Linked DNA regions of Homo sapiens: region 2 is linked to region 1. A link is an interaction called in ENCODE POLR2A ChIA-PET data of the cell type or tissue named here. Cell type or tissue: IMR-90. All regions are shown on one strand.

Region 1 (2,500 bases):
CAATCCACGTCTGTTGCCTCTGGCACCCTGTGCTCCAACCTCACAATCCACAGCAAGCCTGTCCTCTCCACTCTGATCTGGGCACCTCAGGCCTACAGAGCAGCCACACACAGGGTGGTGGCTGATGTCTGCTCCCAGGTCTGCACTTCTCAGCTGAGGAAATTCCACCACTGCCACCAGCACACAGAGAAACCAGAGCTCCATCCACAAGCACAGCTGTGTGTCCTCGCCGGCTGCTCCTGGCCCTCTCTCTCATCTCAACTCGTCCATGGTTCCAGGAGGTGAGGAGAAGCTGGCAAGGCAGGGACAGAGCCCAAGAGTGCCTTGGGTGCGTCTCAGACACCTTTCCTCAAAACAGTCTGGTCCCAGAACCCAAGCAGGACACAACGTGAGGACTGTGGGTGGGGAGGGGAAGCAGAGACCCTGGCTGGAATTCACGATCTGGCTCTGGCTCTGCCAGCTGATGACCTCAGGCAGAGCATGTGCCCTCTGTGATTCTCAGGCTTCCCCATCTGTATAATGGGAGCATATTTCTTGGCAGCATTATTGTGAGATTAGTGATAAAGAATGTTTGCACCACGACAGGCAGATCGCAGGTCCTCAAGATGGAGGCTATGGTTGGAAGAGTGGATTCTGGATTCGGACTTGGATCCTGATTTCAGGAGTCTCCTGCACTCTTTAAACTTGGTTTGCTCAAATGTGGAATGAGGATAATAACAGCACCTACCTCATGGGGTTGGTGTGAGGCTGAAATAAAATGCTGCCTGTGGACAGCCTAGCACAGAGCCGGGAAATAAGCTTCAGCTGTTATCATCTTAAAAATTTTTTAAAAAGTACTGAAGATCCTAGAAGCAGTGACATCCCAATAGCAATAAACACACTAACACACATGTTTTGTTTTCTAAATACATTCCCCACCACATGATGTCAGGGCTTTTTAGAGAAATGGCCAATTCCAGGCTAGGGATAAGAAAACTAATGGGTGGGCATAGAGCATTTTGCTGTTCCAGGGAGTAGAGAAGTGCTGAGATGGAGGGAGACTCATCAGAAGTTCATCAGAGCCAGCTGGAGGGGCTGCTGACCAAACTTGAGACAATATGACCATTAAAATGGTGATGATGGTTAATAGATGATACGACATTGAACTTTAAAACATCCACAAATGGATGTTTACCGCCTGGCCAACGTGGTAAAACCCCATCTCTACTAAAAATACAAAATTTAGCTGGGCGTGATGGCAGGTGCCTGTAATCCCAGCTACTCAGGAGGCTGAGGCAGAAGAATTGCTTGAACCTGGGAGGCGGAGGTTGCAGTGAGCCGAGATTGCGCCACTGCATTCCAGCCTGGGCGACAGAGCGAGACTTCATCTCAAAAAAAAAAAAAAAATCCACGAATCTACAGTGGTGCCCAAAACAAAGCAAAGGGATTGAATTTTGCAGCCACCAACATCATAAATGACTCAGGCAGGATCATCAGATGCAAAAAGCATTGCTGAAGGGTGCTGGGGAACAGGAGATTCACGTGACCTTAAAGCAACACTCCACATATTTCTCATCAGTTACAAATGCAAAAGATGTCATTCCCCTGGAAGACTGAGCTGCCATTACTTGCTATCAAAGTTAGCGTCACCGATAATGGGGTGAGGTGTCACTGTGAACCTCTTGGGGTATTTCTGTGGAGAGAGGAGGGAGGGTAAAAAGAGGGAAAAGGGAGAGAGAGAACAAATGTGGCAAAATGTTAATTCATGAATCCAGACAATGGATATATTCATTGTGCCATTCTTTCAACTTTTCTGTAGGCTTAGATTTTTTCAAAATGAAGTCTGTGTGAATGTGGGGGGAGTACTGGAGGGAGGTGAGACTTGGGGTGTGTTGGCCTGGGCTCGCCCTGACCTCTGTCCCAAGCACAGCCAGCTTGAAGCTTGGTGCTCTAGGAGTGACTTGAGAACTTCAGGGAGACAAGAATTTCCGAGTCAAGAGAGGCCAAGTGTGGCATCTTCCTACTGGAGGAAATCTGTGACATTCCCAAACACAGTTTCTTAGGAGCAGGGGAACTCACAGGACTACAGAACAGTGGCAGGCGAGGGCGGAAGTGCATGGGCTGGGCAGATAAGCCCGCGGCTGATGGCCCACACTCCTGCAGAGCTGCTCATGTTATTCAAAGGGGCATGGGCTCTAGATCCTTGAGGAATCGCCACACCATCTTCCACAATGGTTGAACTAATTTACACTCCCATCAACAGTGTAAAAGCGTTCCTATTTCTCCAGAGCCTTGCCAGCACCCATTGTTTCCTGACTTTTTAATAATTGCCATTCTGACTGGAGCGAGATGGTATCTCATTGTGGTTTTGATTTGCATTTCTCTAATGACCAGTGATGATGAGCTTTTTTTCATATGTTTATTGGCTGCATAAATGTCTTCTTTTGAGAAGTGTCTGTTCATAGCCTTTGCCCACTTTTTGATGGGGTTGTTTGTTTTTTTCTTGTAAATGTGTTTAAGT
Region 2 (2,500 bases), 380 kb after region 1:
GCAGTGAGCCAAGATCACACCACTGCACTCTAGCCTGAGTGACAGAGTGACACTCTGTCTCAAAAAAAAAAAAAAGTAAAAAGGCCGGGCGCGGTGGTTCACGCCTGTAATCCCAGCACTTTGGGAGGCCAAGGTGGGCGGATCACGAGGTCAGGAGATCGAGACCATCCCGGCTAACACAGTGAAACCCTGTCTCTACTAAAAATACAAAAAAAAAAATTAGCCAGGCGTGGTGGCGGGCGCCTGTAGTCCCAGCTACTTGGGAGGCTGAGGCAGGAGAATGGCGTGAACCCAGGAGACGGAGCTTGCAGTGAGCTGAGATCGCACCACTGCACTCCAGCCTGGGCGACAAAGCAAGACTCCATCAATTAAAAAAAAAAAAATCAACATAGCAGCTAAAGATGTCACATTGAACTTAGAAAACAGTTCCTGCCACCCTCAAGAACTATCTTTCATAATAAATACTAAATATGATCAAATGTAAGCCCATTGATGCAGCATTATATTATGCAGTCCTTAGAAAGGAAAAATGTTCCTTTAATTAAACTAAACTATGAGATGATGCTTCCTTATCACTTACCATTTTATACTTTTTGAAATTGCTCTTTTAGACTTAGATTTTTAAAATATTTAACACTCTTTTGCATACATAAAAAGGAAAATATAGGCAAAATAAATGGATTTAAAATATCCCTAAATTGTCTTCTTGGCCAGGCACAGTGGCTCATGCCCATAATCCCAGCACTTTGGGAGGCCAAGGCAGGAGGATCACTGGAGCTCAGGAGTTCGAGACCAGCCTGGCCAACACGGTGAAACCCCATCTCTACTAAAAATACAAAAACTAGCTGGGCATCGTGGCACATGCCTGTAATCCCAGCTACTCTGGAGGCTGAGGCACGAGAATCACTTGAACCTGGGAGGTGGAGGTTGCAGTGAGCCAAGATCGGGCCACTACACTCCAGCCTGGGCAACAGGGTGAGACTCCGTCTCAAAAAAAATAAAAATAGGCTGGGCGCAGTGGCTCACACCTGTAATCCCAGCACATTGGGAGGCCGAGGCGGGCGGCTCACTTGAGGCCAGGAGTTTGGGACCAGCCTGGCCAACATGGTGAAACCCTGTTTCCACTAAAAATACAAAAATTAGTCAGGTGTGGTGGCGTATGCCTGTAATCCCAGCTACTTGGGTGGCTGAGGCACGAGAATCACTTGAACCTGGGAGGCGGAGGTTGCAGTGAGCTGTGATCAGGCCACTGCACTTCAGCCTGGGCCACAGAGTGAGACTCCGTCTCAATAAATAAATAAATAAAATAAAATAAAATAAAATTCCCAAATTGTCTTCTCATTCAGAATCTCAGCCTTGTGAATCACTTGTTTGACTCAGAGTCTGCTTCACTGCTTATTCACTCAGTATCGTCCTCTGTGCCACCAAGGGCACTGGTGATGCAGCATTTCTTAAGAGAATCCAACAGTACTAAAAGCTCTTGGGGCTGGGCTCTTTGCTTGCCTATTTTTGATTCCTGCTTGAAGATTATTGGCAAGCACGTGATGATTTATCATTCTCCCCACCTCTTTTCCCATAAACATTTGGTTCCCAGGAAGGAAAGGAGCGCTTCACTCTTCCTTCTGGGATTTTATTCCAGGCAACTGATACCCATTTTCTAAGTTTGGACACTAGTGCTTTTGATGTTCATGGACATGACGACTGTGGCCTGGCAAGCAGATTGTGAGACCTCTTCCATTATGTGTCCTGAATTTCAGACATGTTGGTAAGAGGTTAATCAAGCCCAGAACTGATCTTTGCTGGAGTTCAGTTCCATTTGGTCATTTGCTGAAAACCCAGTATTATTATCAATGGCCTTTGTGTTGCCCTTATTTTTTCCCAGAACGGTTTTATTGAAATGAAATTCACATACCATACAATCTACCCACTTAAAATGAAAAATTCAATGGAGTTTAGTATGTTGAGAATGTACTGATAATCAATTTTAGTACAATTTCATTACCCCAGAAAGAAATCCTGGACCAATTAGTAGTTAGTATCCATTCCTCCCCTGACTCCAAGCCCCTGGCCACCATTAATCTACTTTTTATCTCTATAGATTTGCCTATTCTGGATATTTTGTATAAGTGGAATTGCAATATGTGGTCTTTTGTGACTGGCTTCCTTTCCTTAGCATAATGTTTTCAAGGTTCATCCATGTTGTAGTATATGAGCCCTTCATATCCTTTTATTGTTGAATAATATCAGTTGCATGGATATATCACATTTTATTTATTCACTCATCAGTTGATGGACACATGAGTGGTTTCTGCTTTTGGCTATTATGAATAATGCTGCTATAAGCATTCATGTACAAGATTTTGTGTAGATACGTGTTTTCACGTCTCTTGGGTATATCCCTAGAAGTAGAACTGCTGGATCACAGGATAAGTCAATATTTACCTGTTTGAAGAACAGCCACCTTGTATTCCAAAGCAGAGGAACCATTTTACAATCCTAC

What was found. ChIA-PET counts read pairs that join two places held together with the same protein. Peaks named below come from ENCODE experiments on the same cell type or tissue, not always from the same donor. Only the 100,000 strongest peaks of a DNase experiment are listed, where the experiment ranks them.
Region 2: POLR2A ChIA-PET joins it to region 1 with 6 read pairs; 2 of 35 experiments call an interaction of 5 or more read pairs at or near these places.

What each region holds. Positions count from the first base shown.
Region 1 is chr13:30,136,628-30,139,127 of GRCh38, forward strand. No RefSeq gene overlaps it. Among named protein-coding and RNA genes, the nearest start is that of LINC00384, 15 kb to the right of the region's middle. In IMR-90, no CTCF peak of the experiment used is centred here; a DNase peak (open chromatin) is centred at 1,504.
Region 2 is chr13:30,519,332-30,521,831 of GRCh38, forward strand. It overlaps a transcript of HMGB1 not described here. Among named protein-coding and RNA genes, the nearest start is that of HMGB1, 55 kb to the left of the region's middle. In IMR-90, no CTCF peak of the experiment used is centred here; a DNase peak (open chromatin) is centred at 1,420.